Linked DNA regions of Homo sapiens: region 2 is linked to region 1. The links are chromatin loops, found by intact Hi-C in ENCODE. Cell type or tissue: sigmoid colon. All regions are shown on one strand. Links, peaks and the distances in the headings refer to the core of each region. The heading gives the core; the rest is flanking DNA. Region 1 overlaps TJP2 (tight junction protein 2). Region 2 overlaps TJP2 (tight junction protein 2).

What was found. Hi-C counts contacts between places; a loop is a spot of excess contacts. Peaks named below come from ENCODE experiments on the same cell type or tissue, not always from the same donor. Only the 100,000 strongest peaks of a DNase experiment are listed, where the experiment ranks them.
Region 2: a loop joins it to region 1, with 2.1 times the contacts of the local background. A loop is called at or near these places in 3 of 110 quality-filtered maps.

What each region holds. Positions count from the first base shown.
Region 1 is chr9:69,196,844-69,211,913 of GRCh38, reverse strand. All of the region lies in intron 1 of TJP2 (tight junction protein 2), which reads right to left. Among named protein-coding and RNA genes, the nearest start is that of TJP2, 30 kb to the right of the region's middle. RefSeq lists a silencer at 7,147-7,441. In sigmoid colon, for the core only: no CTCF peak of the experiment used is centred there; a DNase peak (open chromatin) is centred at 6,833.
Region 2 is chr9:69,250,889-69,265,958 of GRCh38, reverse strand. It overlaps TJP2 (tight junction protein 2), which reads right to left. Exons shown (of 23, transcript NM_004817.4): 21 at 14,595-14,924; 22 at 13,059-13,144; 23 at 10,751-11,750. The coding sequence ends at 11,585. Among named protein-coding and RNA genes, the nearest start is that of BANCR, 49 kb to the left of the region's middle. In sigmoid colon, for the core only: no CTCF peak of the experiment used is centred there; no DNase peak of the experiment used is centred there.

The DNA.
Region 1 (15,070 bases), core at 4,264-9,263:
AAAGCTAGAAATGCCAAGAACACTCAGAACCACAGAGATAAGCCAGCACTGAAGCAGGCATTTAGAGGAGGCTGGGGATCCAAACAGGGTGGGAGATCAGGTCTGGGTGGATCTATTAGGGGAAAAAAATACCAGCACACAGATGGAGATGCAGTGACTGTCTCATCCTTGGCTATGGGTAGAGTGGAAATAACTAAAAATAAAACCCTGGAGAATTTCTATCAACAGACCTGTATTCACACAGGTTTGGGCGTTCATATTACAGACGTGACCACACCCTGCCAAACACTCATGCCTACTGGGGCTCTGCACTGGCCATACCACCAAGTACACAGAGGCAGATGCGAATCCTCTCCAGAGATCACACTCAAACACAGCCCTCAAAGATTCCCCAGATAGTATGTATCCAAGGAAATGAGCCCACAATTTAAACATGCACATCACCATGAGTGAGAGGTAAAAGAAACATAAACTGAAGAATCAAAGACTTTAAATATTTGAAATACCAGCCACAGACAAAAATGGAGTATCTATAATATGTGTATATGTTGGTTTTTTGTTTTGTTTTGTTTTGTTTGAGACGGAGTCTCGTTCTGTCGCCCAGGCTGGAGTACAGTGGCGTGATCTTCACTCACTGCAACCTCCGCCTCCCAGGTTCAAGCGATTCTCCTGACTCAGTCTCCTGGGTAGCTAGGATTACAGGTGCGCACTACCACGCCCGGCTAATTTTTGTATTTTAGTAGAGATGGGGCTTCACCATGTTGATCAGGCTGGTCTCAAACTCCTGACCTTGTGATCCACCTGCCTCGGCCTCCCAAAGTGCTGGGATTACAGGCATGAGCCACCAAGCCACCCGGACTATGTGTTTATGTTTTAAGAAATTAGAAGAGGGCTGGGTGCAGTGGCTCACGTCTGTATTTCCAGCACTCAGGCTGAAGCGAGAGGATCGCTTGAGCCTAGGAGTTCAAGGGCAGCCTGTGCAACATAGTGAGACCCCATCTCTACAAAAAATTTTTAAAGTTAGCCAGGCATGGTGGCACATGCCATAGTCCCAGCTACTCAGGAGGCTGAGGCGGGGTGATCAGTTGAGTGCAGGAGTTTACGACCAACCTGAGCAACATAGTGAGACCCCATCTGTATATTTAATAAGAAAAAAAAAAAAAAAAAAAAAGAACTCAAAATACCTGAAAAAGGCCAGAAGAAGAGATCTGTGCTACCAGCAATCCTGGGACTGGGTGGTGAATGGGGCCTGGGGTGCCAGGGACGCAAGCAGCCCAAAAGTGCAAGATTTAGATTAAATGAAGGCCCATCAACACAAGGAAATATGTAAACATTCCAAAAGATTATTATCTAAATTATGTAAAACTCCCCAATTACTTAAAGTCTGTTCACTGTGACGACTGTTCTTCAATTTTAAAAAATAAAAGTGAATTTTCAGGTGAAATTTTTGTATCCTACTCATCTTTGTCCCATTATCTGCTACAACAGTGTCTGGCACACAGAGTAGGCACTCAAAGTTTTTTCTTTTTAATACATCTAGAGATGGATACACTATTCATTCATCATTCAATTAATATAACTGAAGCACTGACTGCTGCTACTTTTTTTTTTTTTGGGGGGGGGGGGGGACGGGGTCTCACTCTGTCACCCAGGCTGGAATGCAGGGGTGTGATCTAGGTTCACTGCAACCTCTGCCTCCTGGGTTCAAGTGATTCGCATACCTCAGCCTCCCGAGTAGCTGGGATTACAGTTGTGCGCCACCACACCCAGCTCATTTTTTTGTATTTTTGGTAGAGACACGGTTTCACCATGTTGGCCAGGCTCATCTCAAACTCCTGACCTCAAATGGTCCGCCTGCCTTAGCCTCCCAAAATGCCGGGATTACAGGTGTGAGACACCGTGCCCAGCCTACAAATTTTCTTAAAGAAAGTTTGTATCAAATTCGTGGCTCTCTGCTTCTTTGATAGCATACGTGAGGTGGGTGAACTAAAAACTCAGGTGCTCATGGTCTGACTTTCTAGATGTGCTCTATAGCCATACCTCTCTGGAATTCTGCATGTGTCTAAAACAGCATTTTCCAATATGTGGAAGCACAATAAATTTTCCAATATTTTAATGAAGTTGTACATATTTGTTAAAAAGTTTTTTTGTTTTTTTTTTTTGAGATGGAGTTTTGCTCCAGCCCAGGCTGGAGTGCAATGGCACGATCTGGGCTCACTGCAACCTCCGCCTCCTGGGTTCTAGCGATTCTCCTGCCTCAGCCTCCCGAGTAGTTGGGATTACAGGCATGCGCCACCACACCCAGCTAATTTTTGTATTTTTAGTAGAGACAGGGTTTCACCATGCTGGTCAGGCTGGTCTCAAACTCCCAACCTTAGATGATCCGCCCACCTCGGCCTCCCAAAGCGCTGGGATTACAGGTGTGAGCCACTACGCCCGGCCAAAAAGTTTTCTTAAATGGAAACAGAAAGCAGAAACCGGGTCGGGCGTGATGGTTCACGCCTATAATCCCAACACTTTGGGAGGCCAAGGCAGGTGGATCACTTGGGGCCAGGAGTTCAAGACCAGCCTGGCCAACATGGTGAAACCCTATCTCTACCAAAAACACAAAAAATTAGCCGGGCGTGGTGGCGCATATCTGTAGTCCCAGCTACTTGGGAGGCTGAAGCAAGAGAATCACTTGAACCTGGGAGGTGGAGGTTGCAATGAGCTGAGATTGCGCCACTGCACTCCAGAGTGAGACTCTGTCTCAAAAAAAATAAAGAAAGAAAAGAAAAAGAAAGCAGACACTCAACTGAACTCCTGCAGTAAGTCAGAATTGGTTGCCCTTTTCCATTTCCATAGAACACCTTACTAACTCCTTGCCAACTTCAGTTTTAGATGTGGCCTTAGTAAAACTAAGCCACTACCACCCAGAAATGACCTTATGAGCATGCCCACTTCTCCAAGCTCATCTTCTCAATGCCTTCTTGTACCTTAAAGCTGTCAAATTTCAACAAAGTGAATTAATCTAGAAGTTGTGGTAAAATAAATATATTTGCCAACTCTTCTTTGGATATAGTTATAGCCCCATGAATTAAGGGGGAAAAAAAATTACATGACATCCTCCCCACAAAACTTACTTTAAAATTATCAGGAAAAAAAACTAACTGGGACTATGACAATCATCCCCAGGATTGGGCAATGCTACATACCAAAAAAATGTTGAATATCCCAAGGAGCTGTGCTATTATAGAGAATATTTTTATGAGTACATTACTTTTAAAATACATTTCTATTTTGGAATTTAAAACTATAAACTCTTCAAAGTTTTGGATTTAAATTTGTTTATCATTTAGCCAAATAAATGAGTTCCTGCAAAATTTTATTTTTTAAATGTGGCTCAAGTAGAATGAATCTGGCTTTTGAAATTCACAGCCCTTCAATAATGGGATGCTACCATCTTTAAGTGTCCTGTGATGCCTGCAAGCGTAATTTAAATTAAATTTGTCAGAGAGACGATTAATCTCCTACCACTACCACCACCAATCAGACCTTGCTATTAACTTGCCTGGTGCCTGAAACCAATCAGATTGCGAGGCTTCTTCTTACCTATGGTTAACGGGTAATAAAATTAACTATTAGCTACTTAACATAATATTCAAAGAATATATGCTCTGCTAAGCCAAGTGATAAAGAGAAAATCTTAATTGTAAAGGAAGGGAACTAGAGCAAAAATAAATTTTAGTAGCTCTGTTGAACATTAAAAATACACCATAACTATGTATATTTAGCCTACAGAACTGTGACTTTTTGGGAAGGTCTCACAGAAAACTCTTCACTGTGCACTCATTTGTTCATTTATGCAAAAACATTTATTAAGCATCCACCTTCTGCCAAGCAAGTGGTTTGTGGCACTTCAGAGACATCAGTGAATAAAATCGCCAAAGCCCTTGGGCAGCTTACCAACTAACTACAAGTGTACCCAAAGAGCAAACTACTGAGTGTCTTTCCTGCCTCATTTATATAATTTTTCAGAAACACAGAGCACCCCACATAATCATCCTTATTCCTCAGAACATCAGCTCTAGGAACATCCCTGGGCACAGGCTGCCAGGGTGCAGCAGCTTAGCTGAGAGCTGTGGTCCTGACATTCAAACTAGGCCACCGGGCTCTGGTCCCACCCACCACCTTGTGCTTGGCTATGCGCAGATCAGACTTGCTAGCAATATCTGACCTCTCTCTGAATGACAGCAGGTAGCTGCTTAGCACCAGGGGGAGCTTTACAGGCAGGCCCATAGAAAGAGCACGCATATATCAGAATTAAAGGTATGCACATTCCACGACCCAGTGATTCCTCTACCTGGGCAGAGGCACCGGGAGAACCGTGTGACTAAATGCACAAGGACACATGTATAGAGTATTCACAGCAGCAATGTTCCCAACAGCCAAAACTTGGAAAATATCCCAGTATCTCTCAAGGGCAGGATGGACAAATTGATACATTATTAAAATACAATGTTTTACTGCAATGAAGACGAACAAACCAGTCACATAGACCACCACAAAAGGGATGCATCTCAAACATAAAGTTGAGCAAAAAAACACCCCAGAAGGATTTGTAGAGTGTGATACCATTTTTATATAGCTCAAAAAACAATGTTTTACAACAACTTGAATATACTTAACACTACTGAACTGTACATTTACAAATGGTACAGACAGTAAATTTTGGTATGCGTTTTTCACTATAGTAAAAAATTGCCAACAAAATTAATCTATTGTTTAGGGGCGTGTGTGTGTGTACGCACGCATGCAGTGGAAATATAAAGAAAAAGCAAGGAAATGAAAAACATAACATTCAGGATGAGGTGACCTGGGCAGGAGGCAGAGTATGGTGGGAGGTACACAAATTTCCTTCGTGTTTTGTCTTGGTGATGGTCTGCAGATATGTGTAATGGGCTCATGGCATTTGTTTAATTATTATGCTCCATGATTTAGATATTTAATTCTTTTATGGTACCAAACATTTCATAAGTTTAAAAAATAGGGAGATGAGGCCGGGCGCGATGGCTCGCGCCTGTAATCCCAGCACTTTGGGAGGCCGAGGCGGGTGGATCACGAGGTCAGGAGATCAAGACCATACTGACTAACATGGTTAAACCCCATCTCTACTAAAAATACAAAAAATTAGCCAGGTGTGGTGGCAGGCACCTGTAGTCCCAGCTACTCGGGAGGCTGAGGCAGGAGAATGGCTCGAACCCGGGAGGTGGAGCTTGCAGTGAGCCGAAATCGCGCCACTGCACTCCAGCCTGGGCAACAGAGCAAGACTCCGTCTCAAAAAGAAATAAAAAAATTAAATAAATAAATAAATAAATAAAAAATAGGGAGATGAGTGGGTGAACACCAAAATGAATACTGACTCCTGGTGAAGGATCTAATACCCAAGAGGTACGAGTATATTTAACAGCAAATTTTTCAATGCAGTTAGAATTTTGCAAAGTGAAGAGGGGATAATAATTTCAACTGGAAGGAGGGCGAGTTGAAGGATGGTACCAGTAATTTGAAAGGGGCAAAGAGGGTAAAGCAAGGCAGGTGCGGTGGGCAGAGTGGGGACGCAGGTTAGGTCTGGGGAGTTGTGGGGGGAGGTGTATGCAGAAAACGCCAAGTCACCTTTTTAATCCAAGTGTCAACATTCTATCCATTAGGAGGATCTTCAATGTGCTTTCATCATCTTTCCTTATCACTTTTACTTTTCACGTAAGTAGTGTTCATGACAACCCCCTTTATATCTAACAGGTCATTCTTAAGACCTCATGGAAAGTTAAAAGTGAGCTAACTTTTCTACCATAAACAAAAAACTTAATGCATTAACAGTAAGGTTTTTGTGTGACAAAAGAAGAGAAAGGAACTAAGGCAAATAGTTACTTATTGTGTTTTTTTTTAATCTTTTTATAAAGCTTTTTTCCTTTGAAAAATCTTGGCCAGATAGGTAAAAATCCTATATATTTTACATAAAGAATGTAGAAACATGTTAAAAGCCAACCCCAAAACAGATACCGAAGTGTTCACTGCCCAAAGTCCCCCTGAACAGGCGGCTTTTAGATTCTGTATCCACAGACTGCTGCTGCCCAGTGATGGAGGTCAAAGCTAAAACCAAAGATTAATCGCAAGCTGTCCACGTAAGGGACATGCTTCATAAAAGTCTCAAGCCATCAAAGTAAACACTCACACATGTTCAAACTGTAAGAGGAAAAAAGAACATGTGAAAAACACTTTTTCTTCTAAGTTAGAAGCCTAGACATAATAAGAATATAGATTTCTGCAGTGTAAGAAAGCAAAAAGTTTTATCCCAAAACAAGAAATTCTCAAACATGAACAAACACAAAAGCCAGTATGTTAAGCTCTACCCAGGAAGCAAAACCATTACAGATTCCTAGCACATGGAAAACAGCAGCCTTTGATCCACAGATCCAGTAAGAGGCTATCAGTTTCACATAGATCTGCTAAAATTAATACAAGTATTTTTAAAAACCCACCAGTGACTACAACCTACAATCTCACAATTTGTTGCTGAAAGATGCCAGAAGCACAAATCAATCTGAGGATAAAGGACTCACTGTGAGAATGGTTTTGCTTCCCTCCCCTTCCCATGAAGAAAGGTTGGGGAAAACAAGGGGAGAGCTTGCAGAGGGACTCACACGGCCTTTCCATCTCCTCAACTTTTTAACAGCCTGGATCCACATCCTATGTAGGGCTTGAGCAGTCTTCATGGTCTCTGGAGATGCATGGGCCAGGCCACCGCCTACATTCCGGGCTGCTCACCCATTTCCATCACTCCATGTGGTTACGTAAGGCGGATACAATAGTGGCCCACATTTCCAGCAAATCCTGTTGTCATCTCACACAGTGACACATCCATATGGCAGGGATGCCAAACGCTTTGAAAAGCACTACTTATGAGCAAAAAAGAAAGCAGTTTGGATTTGCACCACTTCAACAGCTTTCTTTCTCTCCCTCTCTCTCCCTTGCCAGGGAACTAGAGCATCCGAGTAGATATTTCTTTTAAGCACATAAAATGATTCAGCATCTAAGTTGACAGAATTGAGTAAATGAGACACTTTAGAGCAACATTATGGAAAAGAATATTTAGAGAAGTATTTATACAGTATAGACCCTCTGATACACACACACACACGCCAGCTAGAAATAAACTAGCAATGTTTCAGGTCAACTGAATGGCTAATGTTACACAGAAATTAAAAAGCATGAAAAGAAAATGTTTTACGTCCTTGGAGATAACAAGGGGAAGATAAGACTCATTTGGTGCTGCTCAGAGACAACTCAGGGACAGAATGCTTGCTCAGCAAAGTTCCACTGTCTAACCTTTTTGTAAACTTAGCAGATAAAAGAATAACAAAGAGCCCTGCCGTCTGTTCTTTGTCTTTACCACTTGGGGAGAAGGGAGGGGTGGAGAAGCAAATTTTAGGTTTCTGAACATCTAGCAAAGATTTTATGGGATGCCTGGGGCTTGGGAGCTGGGGTTAGGAATTCAGAAGTCTGGTCTTGGGGAGCCTCTGGCCAATTCTTGCTACCATAGTGTATGTTATATGCCAATGGGCTTGGCCAAACAGCGTGCAAATGTAAAGTGTGCCATTTGATTTGAGGCTGAGATGTATATAAATCTGGACCATGAGATGGCCACCATCTAGGAAACAAGGAGAAGCAGAGCCAAGAAAGTGATTTTTAAAGTCACAAGATCTGGAGTGAGATCCTTGTCCTGTCACTTAGCTGTGGGGCGTTGGATACACTATACCCTTCTTTATACAGTGGCGATAAAACCATCTACACTTCAGAAGGGCAATGTCGGCAAGAAATGAGGCAATCTCTACAAAGCACTCGTGCTGGTGCTGGACAGGCACTGGGAAATGTGTGTCCTTCCCTAAGAGTTGAGTTCTTCATGTTATGACAGTTAAATGAGATCAAAAATGAATACAAGTTTATGTTTCAAATCCTACACTTTGCCAGGCGCAGTCACTCACGCCTGTAATCCTAGCACTTTGGGAGGCTGAGATGGGCAGATCGCTTGAGCCAGAAGTTCAAGACCAGCCTGGCCAACATGGTGAAACCCCATCTCTACTAAAAATAGAAAAATTAGCTGGGCATGGTTGTGCACACCTGTAGTCCCAGATACTTGGGAGGCTGAGGTAGGAGGATCACCTGAGCCCAGGAGGCGGAGGTTGCAGTGACCTGAGATCGGGCCACTGCATTCCAGCCTGGGCCATAGAGCGAGACCCTGTCTCAAAAAAAAAAAAAAAAAAAAAAAATCCAGGCTGGGCACCGTGGCTCATGCCTATAATCCCAGCACTTTGGGAGGCTGAGGTGGGAGGATCACCTGAGGCCAGGAGTTCAAGACCAGCCTGGCCAACATGTTGAAACCTCGTCTCTACTAAAAACACACACAAAAAATCCGGGCATGTTGGCGGGTGCCTGTAACCCCAGCTACCCAGGAGACTGAGGCAGGAGAATCACTTCTCCTGCAGTGAGCCAAGATCCCACCATTGCACTCCAGCCTAGGCAACAAGAGTGAACTCCGTCTCAAAAAAATAATAATAAATTATTTATTATATAAATAAATGGGTACAAAGGAGGACCTTGGAATCTAAGCAAGTGTCCAAACCTCAACCTAGGCTATGCAGACATGTGCAGGCTCTGTACACACCAGCCAGGTTCAGCCCATGGGCTGGCTCACTAGCTCCAGGTGCAGAGGAGCCTGAGAACCCAGGCAACTCGGGGAGGGTTCAGGCCAGCCCACTCCTTCACTCTGACAGTCCTAAGGAAAACACCTGAGCTTATCCTCATGAGGAAATAAATACTTCTTTCCCTTAAGTTCATGCATACTACCCAGAAGTCAGAGGTGTCCTAGAATTTAAGAATTCCAGATTCTTCTACAGTGATTTCCAGAGGTCATAGTTTCTAGCAGCAGTAATTCTTTTTTTTAATTGTGCTGAAGAATATATAACCTAAAATTTATTATCTTAACCATTTCTAAGTACAGTTGGCCCTTGAACAGCAAGGTTTGAACTGCCCTGGTCCACTTATCCATGGGTTTTTTTCAATAAAAGTTATACAGAGTGTGCCTGCCTCCCCTGCCTCCCCTTCACCTCCTCCACCTCTTCCGCCTCTGCCGCCTGGGCACAGCAGGACCAAACCGTCATCTTCCTCAGCCTACTCAACATGAAGACAATCAGGATGAAGTCCTTTAGGACTATCCACTTCCACTTAGTGAGTAATAAATGTATTTTCTCTTCCCTAGCTTACTTTACTGTGACAAAACAGTATATAATACATATAGCATATAAAATGCGTTCATTGACTGTTTATGTTATGGTAAGTTTTCTGGTAAACAGCAAGCTATTAGTTAAGTTTTGGGGGAGTCAAAAGTTATACATGGATTTTTGACTGTGTGAGGGTCGGCACTCCTAACCTCTCATTTTTCTAGGGTATACAGTGTAGCACCTGCTAAGGTTTGAATGTATGTGTCCCACCAAAACTCATGTGCTGGAACCTAAGACCCAATACAGTAAGTGTTAAGGGGAGGAGCTTTTAGGAGGTGATTAAGAGGGCTCCAACCTCATGAATGGGATTTGTGCTCTTACAAAAGGGCTGGAGGGACTGAGCTAAACCCCCTTGCTTTCCACCTCTTCTGTCATGTAAGGATACAGCAACAAGACACCATCTTGGAAGGAGAGAGCTGCCCTCACCAGATGCCAAATCTGCTGTTGCCTTGATCTTCAACTTCCCAGCCAAAACTGTGGGCAAATAAATTTCTGTTTTTTATAAACTTCCCAGTTACAGGAGTAGGAATTGACTAAGACAGTAGTATATTCACACTTCAGAATATACTGAACTCAAGAACTCTTCATCTTGCAAAACTGAAACTCATGCCTATCAAACAACTCCCCATTTCCCTCTCCCCTCAGCTCCTGGCAACCACCATTCTGTTTTGTGATTCTATGAATTTGACTACATTAGACACATCATATAAGTGGACTCACACAAGATTTGTCTTCCTGTGATTGGCTTACTTCACATAGCATAATGTCCTCAAGGTTCGTCTACGTGGTGGCGGCGTATGTCAGAAGTTCCTCCCTTTCTAAGGCTGAATAATATTCCATTGTATGTATATGACATATTTTGTTTATCCACTCATCTGTCAACAGACACTTGGGTTACTTTCACCTCTTGGCTATAGTGAAAAACGCTGCCATGAACATGGGTATGTAAATATGCCATCACTAATTCTTTACTCATTCATTCAACAAATGTCGACCAAGTGCAATGTGCTCTGAGGAACAAATGAAGAGCAAAACAAATAAAGCACTGCCCTCAGGAAGCTTTGCAGGAGCCAGCATCTGATCAAGGCAGGTTGGCCAGGGAGGGTTTCCATGAGCCAGGGACACCGAGATGAGGTCTGAAGGAAAGGACAGGATTAGCGGGGTGGGGAGAAGGGTTTGTTCAGGGTCCAAAGAACAGCACAGGGCAAAGACCTGACAAAGAAAAGGGGGAGGGGACAGTAGAGGATGGCCATCAGAACGTAAGAACAACTGCAGCCTGCTCCAACCAGTACTTGTTCTACCAATGGCATCAGAAGGACATTTTGTGGTGGACAGCTACCTCCATGAGAAGAGCTTATGGGTTTAAGGATGTGCCTTCTCAAAGATTCCTAGCTTCCATACTTACAGACCCAAAAGCAACCATGCACCTGGCCCTGTGGACAGAAAGACAAATCACCCCAAGTTATGATGCAAAGGAAGTCACACAGCCCAGTGGGGAGGTGGGATGTGTAAACAAGCAATTACAATTCAGTGCAAGTACAAGAGCCCACCAAGAGGCTCATTCATTCGACATATACTCCCTGAGTACTTATGCCATGTCAGATGCTGCCAGGGGATATGTGCCAAACTCGTTTCCTCACAGGGAGGATTTTAGCAGAGAAAGCAGACAAGAGTCAATATATATCATCATCTCAGGTAGTAATAAGTGCCATGGGATGGCAGACTGGGAAGAATTAATCCTAGGAAAATCTGAACAGCTCTCCAGATTGCTGCGGGAACAGCAAATGCAAAGGCCCTGGGGTGGGAAACAAGCTTAGTACATTTAGGAAAGAGAAAAGGTGACATGGGCTGGAGCAGGGTGAGTGGTGGGGTTATAGCAACTACATAAAATGTGAAGCGAGGCCAGCCCCCATGGTGGCTCAAGCCTATAATCCCAGCACTTTAAGAGGCTGAAGTGGGAGCATCAGTTGAGCCCAGGAGTTCAAGACTGGGCTAGGCAACAAAGCAAGATCCTATCTCTACAAAAAGAAAAATGTTAAAATCTAGCCAGGTGCAGTGGCATGTGCCTATAGTCCTAGCTGCTCAGGACACTGAGGCAGGAGGATCACTTGAGCACAGGAGTTGGAGGCTACAGTGAGCTATGATCATGCCACCACACTCCAGCCTTGGCAATACAGTGAGATCCTGTGTCTAGAAAAAAAGGTGTAAAAAACCACAAAACAGTGTAATTGATGGCACAGGCGGGTTGTTAACTGAGGATGAGAGGCCTGGGGTGGAGGGAGGTATGTCCCAACCACAGGGAGGCTCCCTCTCCCACAGCTCCATGCTGAAGGATGACTAACTGGTCAGGTGGGTGGGCATTCTGCATAGAGGGAACAGCCCGTTCAGAGCCAGGAGGGGTAACCTGCAAGGGTGTTCAAGACATTGCGAGTACTCAGTGCGGCCGGGCAGTAAACTGTTTAATAACACACACAGGATTTCACGTTCTCAGCAGGGACAGACATGTCAAAACAGCTTAATCTATGGCTTGGGAGCCTTAAAATGCATATTCACCTCAGAAATGGGAGACAAGGTAAGTGTGAAAACTGGAGAGGAAGGAAGTCATTAACATTTGGCAGGGCACCACACCCAGTACTAAATATACAATTTTTCCCTGAATGCCCACAACCCTGTGAGTTAGCACCACCATCCCCATTTTACAAATAGGGAAGCTGAGGCCAGAGAGTGTACACAGCCCACCACTGTCAGAGATGGGATCCGAGCTGCTGCCTGACTCCAGACCCTCGTCTCCATGAACAATGTCATGCGTGCTTTCCACATGCTGAGTCCTTAATACATGTTACTGGATAGCTGGAAAGAAGGAAAGGAGGGAGAAAGGAAAGAAAGGAAGGAAAGACAAAGTAAGACAGAGGGAGCACTAAATGAAATCAGCCAGGTTCTCAGTAGCTCCAAACAGCAGATGTGAAACTTCGGGAGGACACCATCCAATAAATGGGCCAATGGTTTTCTGCATGATGTTTCCCTCTGGTGCGTGCGTACGTGCATGCGTGTGTGTGTGTGTATGTCTGAGACAGGATCTTGTTCTGTCGCCCAGGCTGGAGTGCAGTGGCACAATCAGGGCTCACTGCAGCCTCAACCTCCTGGGCTCAAGCGGTCCTCCTGCCTCAGCCCCGGAGTAGCTGGGACTTAAAGGCACATGCCACCACACCTGGCTAATTTTTTTTAATTTTAGTAGAGACAAGGTCTCGCTATGTTGCCCAGGCTGGTCTCGAACTCCTGAGACTCTTCCTGCCTTGGCTTCCCAAAGTGCTGGGATTACAGATGTGAGCCACCACGTTCAGCCCCCTCTGGTATTATGTTGTGTCTGCTATGTCATTTTACAAACGAACTCAAATCCTTAGAAAGGGATAGTGTAAAGAAACAGCTAGCTGGCCTAGGCTGGTAGGTAAACCTACCTCCAGATGAAAAGAGGACTTTTATAGTTCCCCACCTGCCCCCAGGAAATTGGTTTTAACTATTGTGAAGAATTTAGTCAAAATTCTGCTTACTGGACAAAACTTTGAAACAGCTGTCTAATAACAAAACAGGAAATGCTTTTTCCCAGAGAAGGCAGAAAATGAGTTCAACTCTTGTTCTTCCAAAAACGAATAATTTTTAACATTATAAACCAAGTCCTTTTGGCTTCAGGGCACTTACCTGTGGTCTATTCAAACTTAAACCCCTCTTGGTAGCAATAAACTAGTTGCCACCGCATCCAACAATACTTTCTGTAGCGTTTGTTTTACAAACAAAACCCTTTCATCGTTTATTCCACAAGTATTTCAGTTTCACATGTGATTTCACCAGCTCCTTACCCTCCCTTCACAATGCACTGAGTGCCGGCAGTGGATGATTAAATCTAGTGTATGCGATGTGCTCACAGCACACACTTCACAATGGACACAGCTTGCTTATGACCAAGTTTAACAGCAAAAAGCAATAAGCTTAGAGAGGGGTTTGTGATAGGTCACCAGAATCAACACAACTAGATCCCAGACCTACTACTGAAGAGTGCCAGGTTTACTGAGTTGTGTTTTTTAACCACATTCTCCTTTATTTACCTAAGGTAAATTTTTTAGCGTGCATTTAAATAGATAATAAAGAATTGAGAAAGGTGGCCGGGCATGGTGGCTCACGCCTGTAATCCCAGCACCTTGGGAGGCCAAGGCGGGCAGATGACCTGAGGTCAGGAGATCAAGACCAGCCTGGCCAACATGGTGAAACCCCATCTCTACTGAAAATAAAAAAATTCGCTGGGTGTAGTGGCACATGCCTGTAGTCCCAGCTACTCTGGAGGCTGAGGCAAGAGAATCGCTTGAACCTGGGATGCAGAGGCTGCACTGAGCTGAGATAGTGTCACTGCACTCCAGCCTGGGTGACAGAGTGAAACTCAGTCTCAAAAAAAAAAAAAAAAAAGAATTGGGAAAGGATGACAGGGTGCCTGAGGCAACCTGTAGCTTTCAAAGCAGTTGTGTTGAAATGCAAACAGCAATAAATTTAAACTCCAAAAACAGACCTCCATCCAAGACTGCGCCTCAATTCACCCATGAGCTTGGGCGCTCACTCAATTCCACTGCTGCTTCATCAAACGATGGCATCATCACCCATTTCACAGGGTGAAACCAGGCAAACCCCATGAAAGCACTCTGTAAAATCCAGGCTGGTAAACCTTCCAGTGGGAGGTAGACAATGGTGTCCACATAACACAGTGGCAGGAGTTCTGGAGGCCGTCACACACACCTGGGTCTAAGCTCAGTCCCCCTACACACTCTCCAAGCTCTGTGATCTGGAACAGTTCACTTGGTAAGACTTGGTTGCCTATCTGCAAAATGAGGTCAAGATCCCTACCCTATTAGAATTCTGAGAACTGAATAAAGTAATGCTTCTGGAGAGCATTGCTCAGTACCCATCACAGGATAAGCACTCTTGATAAGGGTTTTCCATCATTAATATTGTAGCAGCAAATAAGCTGACCACTCCCAAGTAAGAAAGTCTGTTTTCTTCCTCTCAGAAGAGCATTACGAACACATGGTAGAAAAAAAGAAAAACAAAACCAACAAGTACATCACAGAACTCAAGAAAATTGAAAATACATGTGTACACAACAACTTGTATACAAATGTTCATAACAGTATTATTTAAAATAGCAAACAAGTGGAAACAGCCCAAATGTCCATCAACTGATGACTGGATAAACGAAATGTGGTATATCCATACAATGAACTGTTACTCAACAATAAGGTGGACCAAAGTATCTACACATGCTACAACATGGATGATCCTTAAAAATAATATAAGCAGGGCCAAGCACGATGGCTCACGCCTGTAATCTCAGCACTGTGGGAGGTCGAGGCAGGTGGATCACTTGAGTTCAGGAGTTCAAGACCAGCCTGGTAAAACCCCATCTCTACTAAAAACACAAAAAATTAGCCAGGTGTGGTGGCACTTGTAATCCCAGCTGCTGGGGAGGGTGAAGCAGGATAATCACTTGAACTGGGGAGGCGGAGGTTGCAGTGAACCCAGATTGTGCCACTGCACTCCAACCTGGGCGACAGAGTGAGACTCTGCCTCCAGAAAACATGTGTGTGTGTGTGTGTGTGTGTGTGTGTGTACACACACACACACACACATATATATATAAAACAAGCAAAAGAAATCAGACATAAAATGACAAATTATGTGACATAAAATGACAAATTTATGTGAAATGTCAA
Region 2 (15,070 bases), core at 8,449-13,448, 50 kb before region 1:
ATTTCACAGCCCTGTGTCATAGCCTCATCCATAAGCCAGGCTCCCACAAGGATAGGAGGCCAAGTATCTCCTCAGATGGCCTCTCTCAGAATTTGCTCACAAGGAAATTTCTTGTGAGCCCCTAAATCTCTCCAGATAAATATCACCCCCTATAAACTAGCCCTAAAACCAAGTTCTGTTCAATCGCACCCGACAATGTCAATTGCCCAGCTTATCGACAAGGACGAGACCAGAAATCACCCCTCCACCCACCCTGAGAAAAACGCATAATTGACTTTCCAGCTACTCCCTCTCTTCACGTTTACTTTATCATATGTAAAATATAGATTTACTGAGCACTAATCAGAGCCTCAGGAGAACATAACCATTTGCCTCACTGCCCACCCTTCCTCCTTTATTTCCCTCCTGCTTGTCCTTTTCCCTTTAAATACTGAGTTCCCAAAACTCTCTTAGGAAAGCACAGGTTGCAGGTTTTTTTCCTGGGTGCATCCTCAAACTTTGGCTAAATAAACCTCTATCGACTCCTCTTAGGCAAGTTAGTCCAAATGGGAAAGACTAGGCAATTAATTTCCTTTTGCCTCTGTCACATGCGTATCTATTAATGAATAACTAGTGTTCAATTTAGGAGATGTTAATTAACTTAGTCCTAAAGGGTTAGGGTTAGAGTTAGGGTTAGGGTTAGGGTTAGGGGTTAGGGGTTAGGGTTAGGGTTAGGGTTAGGCACAGGGAGCCCGGCAGCTGCACTTAAAATTATTATCTAATCTCCTGCTTATGTGCTAGAGAACATTCTATTTCTTTAGAGAATTATCAGAATGCTTTTTCCAGGACCATGTCCACAAACCTAACCTAACCTAACCTTTGCTAAACCTAACCTAATCTAGCCTAATTTAACCTAACCTAACCTTTGCTAACACAGCAATCTTTCAGAACAGCAATCTTTCAGAAAGCACAGCTTTGGGAAATAAAATTCTAAACCACAAAAATATATTCCCCATGTTCCCCTGAATCTCTATGTCTTATTTCAACCCATTTAAACTGTAATAGCCACAGAGAACAGGACCTGAAAACATATGCTCATTAGTTCCCACCAGAGCCTGGTGACAGAGCCCGTCTTCCAGAGGAAGCCGGAGACCCACGCAGGGAGCTACAGAGTTCCTTCTGCATGCACTTTCAAAATGCTGGCTCTCCTTAAGGCCGTGTGGGTGCTGCACGTTGCATGGGACTCGAAGGGGAAAGAGGAAGCAGCAAAGAGGTGAGCAAGGGTTGCAAACTCAATGCCCAGAGACATTAGGAGGGCCATATGAGTGAGTCAGTCTGGGTGAGTGCTGTCTGTACGGAGCAGCAGCCACCCAGCTCCAGCCTACAGTTGTCATGCAAGGATGGATGCCCAGCACCACCAAACTTACCTTTTTTTTGTTTTTCTTTTTTTAATATGGAATCTATCTCTGTTGCCCAGGCTGGAGTGCAGTGGTGTGATTTCAGCTCACTGCAACCTCTGCCTCCTGGGTTCAAGTGATTCTCATGCCTCAGCCTCCCGGGTTCAAGCGATTCTTATGCCTCAGCCTGCCGAGTAGCTGGGATTATAGGCATGCACCACCACGCCTGGCTTTTTTAATTTTTAGTAGAGACGGGGTTTCACCATGTTGGCCAGGCTGGTCTCAAACTCCTGACCTCAGGTGATCAGCCTGCCTCGGCCTCCCAAAGTGCTGGGATTACAGGCATGAGCCACTGTGACCCGCCAAAACTTACCATTTTTAAAAAGAAAAGTCCCAGCTGGGCACAGTGGCTCACGTTTGTAATCCTAGCACTTTGGGATGCCAAGGTGGGCGGATCATGAGGTCAGGAGTTTGAGACCAGCCTGACCAACACAGTGAAACCCCATCTCTACTAAAAATACAAAAAATTAGCTGGTCCTGGTGGCGTCTGCCTGTAATCCCAGCTACTTGGGAGGCTGAGGCAGGAGAATCGCTTGAACCCGGGAGGCAGAGGTTGCAGTGAGCTGAGATCACGCCATGGCACTCCAGCCTGGGCAACAGAGCTAGACTCCATCTCAAAAGAAAAAAGAAAAGAAAAGAAAAAGAAAAGTCCGAAATCTGGACTTCATTTTTAAATTTAAAAATGTCATCACCTCACTCAGGCCAAATAAATCGTATTTTGAGCTAGGTTAGTTCCATGGGTTCTGTCAGTTTGCAGACTCAGCTCTAAAGTGCTTTTTAAAAATGTAAATAGAGAACCATAAGACATGATCAACAAACTGTTTCAAGAGATCCTCCAGAAGGGAGCTCTAGATGGAAAGAGAGGGAAACTGGACTCAAAAGCACGAAACTGTTTTGAATCTAGACTGTATGTGTGACTTATAATCTGAAGGACTCCAACCAAGTTACAGAACTAAGGTATGGATTACTAATAAAATGGACATAGTCACACCTGCCATTCTTACTATGCAGGGCTGTTACAAAGAACAAATCAAACTATTCAGGAAATTTTATCGTAAACTCTAAAGAATAGAGCAAACTAAAAAATTTACAATGTTGAACGTGAAGGCAGAGAATAAGTCATATTTAGTCCATAATGCCTGTGTTTATCTGCACACAGAGGCAGTCAATAAATATTTAATTGACTTAACATGCCTTCCTGCTATAATCCAAATCTAGAGAATTAAATGACCAACAAAATAGTTTAGGTGATTACTAAGCATAATAATTCCATAATGACTGATTAGTGCTAAAACTACTGATCAAAATTCCCAGACTTACTGAAATTACATGTCAGTGTGTAAATTTTTGTCTGGTAGAGATGCAAATAATTTCTGTCTAGTGGAAAAGATATTTACAAAGGTTATCATTTACTGTTCTGTAGGTAATTAATCAATTTTGTATCAACTCAAAGTTCTTATCCGAATATTTCTTAAATTGCTTATATTAATATTACCTAGTTCCTCAAATGCGCTTTAAACGAGTCTTAACATTGTATTGGTTCCCTCTTTTAGTACTGAGTTCATTTTATACTTGCATGAGAATAATTTCACCCCTTTGAAAATTACACTTTAACATTAGTCTGGTCAAATTAAGATCTTAGCAGATTTTCTCCACTTCTACTAATGTTTTCCAGTTTGTGTCAGTGGTGTCAAGTGTTGAAGTTTAAACCAGGCATGATGTGAGAAAATCATTATGTCATCAACCCTCTTTTGTCATAAAAGCAAATAGTGAATTTCAATTTATTTCTCTCCTTATTAATTCACTCCATTTTTCATATAGGGCACTGATAAGAATACATAGGTGAATACAGATACACCTCCCTTAATGGAACTTAGAAGCAAGTGGGGGCCAGGCGCGGTGGCTCACGCCTGTAATCCCAACACTTTGAGAGGTCGAGGCGGGTAGATCACCTGAGGTCAGGAGTTTGAGACCAGCCTGGCCCACATGGTGAAATGCCATCTCTACTAAAAATACAAAAATTAGCTGAGTATGGTGGCATGTGCCTGTAATCCCAGCTACTCGGGAGGCTGAGGCCAGAGAATTGCTTGAACCCGGGAGGCAGAGGTTGCAGTGAGCCGAGATCGTGCCATTGCACTCCAGCCTGGGCCACAAGACCAAAACTCCATGAGGAGGAGGAGGAGAAGGAGGAAGAGGAGGAGGAGGAAAAGGAGGAGGAGAAGCAGCTAGTGGGAAGCAGATTTGTGCATCAATAACTAGAATGCCAGAGGATATAGATAAAGGGATATGGGAGCTTTTTGAAGAAGTCAATGACAAATTTGATTGGGGGCATCAGAGAAGGCTTGACAGAAAATGTGACATAGTAACTGGACCTAGAAGGATAATAGGGTTTTAAAAGATGGTAAAGAAAGAGGAAGGATATCCTCCAGTGGAGGGAGCCACAGAGAATTCAGGGAGTGCTTCCATATAATCAGAGCATACGTGAGTTTTGCAGGACGAAGTTACATGGAAAGGATTTGGAGGTTTATTGTTACATAACAACTCACCCCCCAACTCGGTGGCTTAAAACAACCCTTGTTTATTATTTCTCATACATCTGTGGGTTGGCTGATCTAGGCTGGACTCAGCTAGAGTGCTTCTGTTTACATCTCTCTCGTGCTGCCCTGGGCACACAGCACCTCTCATGGGTAGCAGAGGTGCAAGACAACAAGTCATATGGCCAATCCAAAGCCAAGGGTCAAAGAAATAACTTCTGACCTTTAGTGGGAGGAGCTGTAAAGTCACAGGACAGAGGACACAGATACATAGAGGACATAGAGGGATGAAGAACTGAAGCCAGTGATGAAGTCTACTATAGGGACAGATGGTGTGGAAAATCATTTTGAATGCTGTAAAAAAATTAAATTGAGACCGGGTGCGGTGGCTCACGCCTATAATCCCAGCACTTTGGGAGGCCCAGGCGGGTGGATCATGAGGTCAGGAGATCAAGACCATCCTGGCTAACATGGTGAAACCCTGTCTCTACTAAAAATAAAAAAAATTAGCTGGGTGTGGTGGCACGCGCCTGTAGCCCCAGCTACTCGGGAGGCTGAGGCAGGAGAATCGCTTGAACCCAGGAGGCGGAGGTTGCAGTGAGCTGAGATAGCGCCATTGCACTCCAGCCTGGGTGACAGGGTGAGACTCCATCTTAGAAAAAAAAAAAAAAAAAAAGAAAAGAGAAAAAGAAATTGGTTCTAGGCAAGGGGAAGTCATCACTGTTTTTCAAGCAGGAGGGAGACATTCTCAGATCTAAGTTAGAAAGATGATTCTGCCTGCTAGCTGAGTGGAGGATTAGAAAGTTTACAACCATCTGAACTAGGGTAGTGGCTGTGGGAAAAGGGACAGAGGGACAAGTTAAAAATAGTTATTAAGTATAATAAAGTAGGTCATCACTTGGAGGAAGAGTAAGAAAATCAAAGACACCACTCAGGTTTCTAAATTGATGTGGCAAAACCATTGACAGTGATAATAATACTAGCTGCTTTTATTGAGCACTTACTTTGTGCCAGCCACTATTGCAAACATTTTATATATGCGATCTGATTAACATGCCACAAAAAACTTAGGGCATCATGTTAGTTATAGTTTTCCATTCCTATTCTATAAATGAGAAAACTGAGGCTTAAAACATTTAAGTAAGTTGCCCAAGGTTTTACAGCTTGTACCTGACAGAGCTGGAGTTTGAATGAAAGTCACTTTGATTTCAGAATCTGAGTTCATAATTTTTGTGGCTGCCTCAGAAGGATGGGGATAATAAGAGAACCAGCTTTGGGGAGGAACTAACATCTGATTTGGGATAGGGACTTCATTCGTGGTTTTTATATTCTGACTCACCATATTATTTTGAGTAATAAAATGCCAGTGTATTTATAGATGTATAACATCATTTTAATATTTTAAAATATCTGGTGTGAATAATTTACATATTAGATTTGCCCAGAAAATCATATGTTTCACTGGGACTCAAAGGTGCATTTATTTGGACAGCATTCAGGATCTAGCGGTTCCCTTTTTAATACCCTTCCAAACTGTCTTGCTGTCATGCCCGTTTCCCAGGCTTCTCATGAGGTGGAGCCGTGTTTCCTGTGTGGAGTCACCATTTCCATTTCCCACAGACCCTATGGTGGGCCCCTCTGTGCTTCCTAATGGAAATGTGTGAGAATGGAACGGGGGCAGAGGGAAGGGAATTAAAGCGGAAAAGAAAGAGCATGTGGTGGGAGATTAGGGAAGGAGGGGGAGGAGAGAGGGGAAGCTCCTGCCCTGCTCCAGCCCTCCCCTCCTTTCTTCCAGGTCCAGGTTCTCTCCATTCCTCTCTCCCCTGAACCTCAGAGGTGGGTCTCCTGGACACTGGGCCCTCTATACCTGCAGGTTCTGCATCCTCGGATTCAACCAACCTCAGACCAAAAATATTCCCCGGGGGTAAAGAAAAACAATAAAAAATACAAATAGAAAAACAATACAAGATAACAACGATTTACCCAGTATTTATACTGTATTGGCTACTATAAGTAATCTGGAGATGATTTAAAGTATACAGGAGGATGTATGTAGGTTATATGCAAATACCACACCATTTTATTTTATTTATTTTTTTGAGACAGCATCTCGTTCTGCCACCCAGGCTGGAGTGCAGAGGTGTGATCATAGCTCACTGCAGCCTCACACTCTTGAACTCAAGCCATCTTTCCACCTTAGTCTCCAGAGAAGCTGGGACCACAGGCACGCGACACCATGCTGAGCTAATTTATTTTTTATTTTAGAGGTGGTGTCTCACTATGTTGCCCAGGTGAACTGGCCTCAAGCGATCCTTCCCCCTCAGCCTTCCAAAATGCTGGGATTACATGCATGAGCCATTGTACTCGGCCTACCACACCATTATATCAAAGACCTGGGCATCGCTGGATTTTGGTATCCATGGGAGGTCATAGGAAACATCCTCCACAGACACCAAGGGACAGCTGCATTTTCAAAGCTCAACCCATGTCTCTCGGGATACTTTCTTTCTGTTTTTATTTTTGTTTTTCGAGATGGAGTTTCGCTTTTCTCACCCAGACTGGAGTGCAATGGTGCGATCTCGGCTCACTGCAACCTCCACCTCCCAGGTTCAAGCGATTCTCCAGCCTCAGTCTCCTGAGTAGCTGGGATTACAAGCAAGCACCATTACACCTGGCTAATTTTTGTATTTTTAGTAGAGATGGGGTTTCGCCATGTTGGCCAGGCTGGTCTTGAACTCCTGACCTCAGGTGATTCACTCCCCTTGGCCTCCAAAGTGCTGGGACTACAGGCGTGAGTCACCGTGCCCGGCCTCTTTTTGGTGTTTTTTTTTTTTGAGACGGAGTCTCGCTCTGTTGCCCAGGGTGGAGTGCAGTGGTGTGATCTCAGCTTACTGCAGCCTCTGCCTCCTGCGTTCAAGCGATTCTCCTGCCTCAGCCTCCTGAGTAGCTGGGATTACAGGTACTTGCCACCACGCCCTGCTAATTTTTGTATTTTACTTAGAGACAGGGTTTCACCGTGTTGGCCAGGCTGGTCTCGAACTCTTGGCCTCAAGTGATCCACCTGCCTCAGCCTCTCAAAGTGGTGGGATTACAGGCATGAGCCACCGCACCTGGCCCCAGGATACTTTCAGTCAGGATCTTCTTCCCCAGTTATCCTTCCTAGACAGACTCAAACTCAGAAAGACAGAGCAACCTGGACTCTCGAAGGTGGAACGGCATCCGAGGACAGTGCAGAAGCAATCAAACCACATTCCACTTCTTATTGCGCAAAATAAATGCCAAAGTGCTATAAGTGCCTTTGCAGTCACTAGTGTGGGGAATATAAAATGTGCCAATTTTCTATCTATGTATATATAAATGAGATTTAAAATAAAAAGCAGGATGGAAATATGTTTTATCTGTCTCTGTATATATACACAAACATATATACATATTATTTGCCATTCAGCCTTTTGTCTCATTTATTTCACTAAATATTATTTTTAAATATGAAGTATTTTTATTTTTATTGGAGTTTCAGCTCTATTATTCAAATTTCATTCATTTTTGTTTCTTCATTTTTAAGGCTTTTCTTTTTTTTTTTTTTTGAGACAGAGTTTTGCTCTTGTTGTCCAGGCTGGAGTACAATGGAGCCATCTCGGCTCACTGCAACCTCTGCCTCTCGAGTTCAAGCGATTCTCCTGCTTCAGCCTCTCAAGTAGCTGGGATTACAGGCACCCGCCACCACGCCCAGCTAATTTTCTGTATTTTTAGTAGAGACGGTGGCTCACCATGTTGGCCAGGCTGGTCTCGAACCCCTAACCTTAGATGATCCACCTGCCTTGGCATCCCAAAATGCTGGGATTACAGGCATAAGCCACCACGCCAGCCCATTTTTAATGCTTTTCTATTCATCAAATTTGCTCATCTTTATTTAAAACAAAATATAGGCCGGGTGCGGTGGCTCTGTAGTTCTGTAGTCTGTAGTTCCAGCACTTTGGGAGGCCAAAGTGGATGGATCGCTTGAGCCCAGGAGTTCAAGACCAGTCTGGGCAACATGGTGAAACCTCTTCTCTACAAAAAAAATACAAAAATTAGCTGGGCATGCTGGCACACACCTGTAGTCCCAGCTACTTGGGAGGCTGAGGTGAGAGGACTGCTTGAATCCAGGAGATCGAAGCTGCAGTGAGTTGTGACTGTACCACTGCACTTAAGCCTGGGTCAGTGAAACTGTGTCTCAAAAAATAATAAAACAAAAACAAAATTTATAATACATGTATATCCAGAGTATATATATTGTACAAAACCTATACATACGTGTATATGTATGTAAATAATTCTCCCTTTTTCTGGTTCATTCATTCACTCATGCTTTAACACTAAACAAAAAGGATGGCTGTAGGGTGGCCTACATGGTAAACAGGATGAGGGACTGCGATGGTTAATTTTTATGCATCAACTTGGCCGGGCCATGATGCCCAAATATTTGGTCAAACATTATTATGGTTGTTTCAGTAAAAGTTTCGTTGTTGTTGTTGTTTTATTTAGGAGATTAACACTCAAATTGGTGGACTTTGAGTAAAGCAGATTGCCCTCTGAAATGTAGGTCGGCCTCATCCAATCAGTTGAAGGCCTTAAAACAGAACAAAGACTGACCTCACACCAGCTAGGAGGATTGGATTGCATCTCTCCCCTGGGTCTCCAGCCTGCTGGTCTACCCTTCAGATTTTAGACTTACCAATCCCCTACAACCCTGTATGCCAATTCATTAAAATAAATCTCTTTCTCTTCACATATGTATATGAAAGCTAGAACTGGCAAAATGACCCCAACTGAAAAGAGGTTCGAAAAGGAGGGAGAAGATTGACTGGGAACCTTTCTCTTAAAAGACAGCTGCGATTGCTTAAATGGACTGTTCCTAACCAACTTTACTTCATATAAAGAAATTTGTTAGTGTCAAATTACTACTGATGTTAGTGACATCAGTAGCATCTGATGTCATTCTGGAAGACCCATCGCTCATCTATCTCACTGGGCTAGAAGCACAGGCATAATTCTATCATAGATGCAGGTGCCGCTGGGGCCACACTGGCTTCTGGAGAGCTGCAGAGTCCTGACGGCGCAGAAAATGAACACGGCTCTCACTCATGGCTCTATCTTCCCTCTACTGATACTCTTCTCCCTGTTTCTTCATTTGCTTAGCATCATTTTTTTTTTTTCATTATGTTCCATGTATACTGTAGGCAGCTTTAAATCTTTCCCAGAACAAAGGAGGATATGAATAAAAAGGGGTGGTGAAGGCACTGGGGGTCCATCAGGCACACTGCTGGACATTCTGAGGAACAGTGGCACTGCCCGCATCACAAAATTGCTGGAACCAGACGACAACCCAGCTCCTGCTGAAAGCCTCCTCGCCTCCCCACCTATGTTTGCAAAGGGCTCATTCCTGGATTTAAAGAACACAAACAAACAGTCTTATCATATAGTTAACTAGTACATTTTTCTCCTGTTCACAAAAGGTGGCTTTTATTTATGGAATATGCAAATTTTAGTCAATGCCCTGAGGAGTGTTCAGAAATTCGAGATACATTAAATGATTTATAAGTGACAGCACCCATATTGGAAGAGACATAAGCAAGGGCACCTTTATAGTATAACTCAGTTACCAGTAAGCCAAATTTCTGCCACCACTAAAACACAAGCCTAACTCCTTTGTGTCAATTCATATCATAAAAGACCCTTAATGGAACCAAGACTCTTTTCTCCTTTTCCAAATTCATTGTTCTTTTTATTAATACAAGCCGAAATTCCTAATCTGTCTTGCTTAAATTCTAAATTTATTTTAGTACTTCAAGAATGTAAGTGGTGTTTGGGCATAGTGGCTCACGCCTGTAATCCCAGCACTTTGGGAAGCTGAGGTGGGAGGATTGCTAAAGGAGTTCAAGAACAGGACCAGCCTGGGGGCAGCAAAGCAAGACCCTGTCAAAAAAAAAAAAAAAGGGAAAGAGAGAAAGAAAGAGAGAGAGAGAAGGGAGGGAGGGAGGAAGGAAGGAAAGAAGGAAGGAAGGGGGGGAGGGAGGGGGGAAGGGAGGAGGAAAGAAAGGAAAAGAAAGGAAAGGAAAAGAAAGAAGAGGAGGAGGAGGAGGAAGAAGAGGAAGAGGAAGAGTGGATGTGGGGGTGTAAATTGATGCAACTTTTCTAGGAAGCTATTTGGCAGTAAACATCAAGGGCCTTAAAAATGTTCCTATTCTTTTACTCAGTAATTCTACTTCTGAGAACTTGCCTGCAGAAAAATACTGAAATGCTGATCAATGATATACAAAACTGGATTACATACAAAGAGGTGCATTTCATGTTTAAAAAAAAAAAAAAAAAAAAAAAAGGCAAACAACTGGAAATAATCCGAACAGCCAACAACAGAATTGTTCACTTATGAAGCAGCCATGGGATATATTGCTCTGTGGTTGTTAATGATGATGTGTACACCACGCTTTAAATACCTTGCTGCACAGTTGTAACCACTTGAGAAATGTTAGTGATAGAATGATAAACAGAAAAAATAGGAAATAGAACTACAAACACAGTACACCCTCAAGTATCATACACACAGACATCCACAAATACGTAATTGGAGAAAATACACCAAAATTATCTGAGGGATGGGATTATGGGTATAATTTTCTTTTTCACGTTTCCATTTTCCAATGTTCGACAAGGAGGTTAGTAATCACTTCTATGATTAGTAACTGAAATAAAAGTTGCATTTAAAAATAGGAAGTAGCATACAAATCCACCACAAAGAAAATTACGGATTGCAATGTATTCCTTTTTATTAAATTATAAAACTGTTGTCAATACATGTGCTTTTGGAAATAGTGTTTTCCTCAAGTATCTGCTTTTGTGCAGCACTTGGGTTTAAACAAACAACAAATTTCGATACCAACTTCTTGGGCTTCAAGCTATTGAGCACTTATAGCCAAACTATCAAGTATAGTTATGATATAGACAGTCCAAATTTATGGAAAATATTACAAAGACAAATGCCTTGAAAAGATGACACAGTGCAGGGAAAACTACAGCTATTAAGCTGGTATAAAAACTTAGTCAAAATGTTTTAGTCCATTATGGCTCTGCCTAAAGCTTCAAAGGAAGAAAATTTAAGACACTTCTCATCCAAGGCACTTAAAAGAGTTGCAATAAAGTACTTCTTTGAATTTAGTTTGAGCCCAACAGTATTTTTTATTCCTTTTTCACATTCTGACTCACACTGAAACAGTCCTTGAAGGCAGCTATTAATGAGGAAAAATAGTTATTGCTTCTTAATATACATATTACAAGTACGCAAACAGAATACAGATTTCGGTCCACTGAAGCAAGTAACAGGATCTGACTGCAGTGTTCTGCTTAATTCTGAACAAAAAGCCACAGACTCCTCTAACCCAGTCCCACAAACAGAGCCCTCAGTTCTGAATTTGCACCAGCTGTCCCCTGGGTTCTCCATGAGGACACACGAGCTGGAGTCCCACCACGTCTCCATGGTGCATTCTAACTGGAGAAGAACCATCCCGGCGGCCTGGCAGGAGTGGCTAGTCTGATGCCATGCAGGCAGGCCTGGGAGAGTCCGTGCTCAGACATCTATAATTCTGTGTCCCGGTATCGGGCAGACTGGCCATAGTAACCGCGCTTGGAGTGTTCTGACAGCTGCTGGCGGTACTCCTCCTCCTCGGCATCACTGCCATAACTTCCTCTGGTATCCTGATAAGGTCTGGAAGGAGCTTTCTGTGGCTCAGGGGGTCTGGAACTAACAAAAAAAGGGTGTTAAAGACATTCCAGAGCACATCCATGTCCTCCGGCTGCCCGGGGAGGCATGGCTCTGAGCACAGTGACTGGGTATCCCGAGCAGATCACTTACCTCTGAGCCACATTCTGCAGAGCAACCAGGGCATCCCTGGTCCTGCTCCAGGTTCGTAATAGGTCAAATCCAATGCCCACTTCGGCGGTGAGTGAGGAAGCCAGCCAGGTGCTCCCTGACCTAAGAATCTCCCTGTTGGACAGGGGGTGCCCTCCTTACCCCTAAGCTCCCTGGCTAGTCTCACCCAGCAGCGAGGTCTCTGCCAGTTTCAGTCCATCATAACCAAGAACTCTTTGTTGCCAGAGGCAACCTGGTTGACTGTGTTACCACTCAGCTGGTAAAGAAGAAATTTGTTTCCAGTTTTCTATCACTGGAAAACTAGACTTCAGCTTCCAGTCAGAATGGCCACAAGAGGCTGGGTACAGTGGTTCACACCTGTAATCCTAGCACTTTGGGAGGCCGAGGCGGGCGGAGGTCAGGAGTTTGAGACCAGCCTGGCCAACATGGTGAAACCCTGTCTCTATTAAAAATACAAAAACTAGCTGGATATGGTGGCACACACCTGTAATCCCAGCTACCCGGGAGGCTGAGGCACGAGAATCGCTTGAACCTGAGAGACGGAGGTTGCAGTGAGCTGAGATTGCACCAGTGCACTTCAGCCTGGGCGACAGTCACTCTGTCTCCAAAAAAAACAAAAGAATGGCCACAAGAAAATGTGACTTTTTTTTTTCTATTCTCGGAAGCAGGAAGCAATCCAGTATAAAACTTCAACAGGAAGACACTGTGAACATTCCTACTGTTTGTGTGGCATTTACCAAGACTGCTCATTTGCTTGTCACGGTCCCTTTAGACCCCAGGGCAGCACAAGCGGTCTGACTTTGCTGGATGATGCAAAGGAATTAAGAAGTTTGGCTGAGAGTCAGCAAACAAGACAAAACAGGTCTAAGCCGTAGGAATTCTGCTCATGTGCTAACCATGTGCAATGTAACATAACCAGGCTCCAATGTGTCAAATGTACTGGCTGGAAACATCAATGATTACACTTTGTCAGAGTTTTAGCACACAAGCAAACTATGCTTAAGTTTTGACTCTGTAATCTTTACAATTAAATTTGATGGAATGAGTAAGGCAAACAGTCAATCTGTGGGGAAAAAATCCTCCTGTTACTCTGAAATTTGGGTAAAGGAAATTCTTTCTTCAAGTCCCAGTCCTTGAGAAGTCCCCGCCTTAGACCTGTACCCACTAGGCAGCCCTTACCTCGTGTGCTGGGGCGTGCCAGGGTCTGGCTTGTGCGTTTTGATTGGAACTGCATAGATATCAGGATGCTTCTGGGCAATTTCGATCTGTGGTAATTAAAAAAGAAAAGAATAAGAGTGAAAGAATGAACCACTGGGCACTCTGCTTGCTGGTTTCCTGCTGGTCCCACCCTTTCCCCATATCCTACTTATTTTCCCATCCCATTTCAAGAAGAGGAAACACAGAAGCGGCCTCCTCATTTCCATGGTTATGTGCGGTACACGTCAGACAGGAAAACTATTTAAAAGGAATGAAACTCTGACACATGCTACAACCTGGATGAACCTTGAGGACATCATGCTAAGGGAAATAAGCCAATCACAAAAAGACAAATAGTGTATGATTCTACTTATAGGAGGTTCCTACACTGTCCAATTCACAAAAAACAGAAAGTAAAGGAGTGGGTGCCAGGGACTGCGGGGAGAGGAGAGTGGTGAGTTAGTATTTTATGGGTACGGAGTTTCACGTGGGAAGGATAAAAAAGTTTTGGGGATGGATGGTGGTGATGGCTGAACAGCAATGTGAAGGTACTTAATGCCGCTGAACCGAACGTTTTAAAATGGTTGAGGCTGGGTGCAGTGACTCATGATTGTAATCCTAGCACTTTGGGAGGCTGAGGAGGGTGCATTGCTTGAGCCCAGGAGTTCGAGACCAGCCTAGCAACATGACAAAACCTTGTCTCTTCAAAAAATACGAAAAATTAGCTGGGTGCAGTGGCATGTGCCTGTGGTTACAGCTATTCAGGAGGCTGAGGTGGGAGTATCTCCTGAGCCTGAGAGGTGGAGGCTGCTGCGAGCTGTGATCACACTGCTACACTCCAGCCGGGGTGACAGAGGGAGACCCTGTCTCAAAACAAAACAAAACAAAACAAAATAAATAAAAGAAAAAAGTGGTTGAAATGGTAAATTTTATGTTATGTATATTTTACGACAAGAAAAGAAAAATGCTCAGATGTACTGCTGCTGTTGTGCTAGACCTGAAAGAAAACTCCCACATCTACTGGGCAAATATACTCCACAGACCTTTAGTTAAATTCTTCTTTGTTTGAAAAGTTCTATGTGCATATGGTATACAAATTCAAACAGCTCAAAAAGTACAATCTATGGGCCTTTCTGTTTTAGCACCCAGTTTGCTTGGTTTCTACGGCAAATCTGGGAGCCAATGAAGACACGTTTAAGAAAAAAAAATCACATTCTAATTAAAACGACTTCCGAGAGGCACTGATTCCCTCCTCACACTTCCTCATTCCAGAACTCTATACAAAGTTCTGTGTATAAAGAGCAGAATCTTCTTCCCCTATATTGTCAAGTTTTCTTCTTTGGAAGAACAAGGGACGTGCTGGGAGCTGGCAATCTGAAGTGACATACACAGCACCTGCCTTTGGTGCAGTGCATCCCTGCCACATCTGCAGCAGCAGCAAAGGGGCTGTTCGCTGTTATGTTGAAATCAAACTTATTTAAAACTCTTATTGATGATGTGTAGTTTAAAAACAATTACCCTTGCATTCTGTGCTTCCTGGAGCTCCTGCATTCTCTGTAACCTGGCCTTGTGATCCATCTTCTCAAATATTTTGACTTTGCCCAGGACTGATTTGGGAGCATTATCTTGCTCCTCACTGCTCTCTCCCACCTCCTCACCCTCTTGAGGAGGGATGGGAGTGGAGGGCTTCAGTATAGACCGCCCAAAGGTAGGTTTTGCTGCAACAGGAGGAGGATAACCTTTGGTAGATGCCCCAGGAGTTTCATTACCAGCAACGGCAGAGGGGTTTGACTTATATTCATAGGATTTGGAGAAGTCATAGGATTCTTCTTTGTTCTGGGTTTTGGCCTGCGGAGAGCAATGACACGTTTTCACCCTGGGCTTTTAAGTTTATTTTCAAATCTATATTAGTGATTTAATACACTCCATTTCCTGATCAGTTTCCAAAGGTGGTCCACAAATACCATTCTGACAAGGAATGTAATACAGCAGGG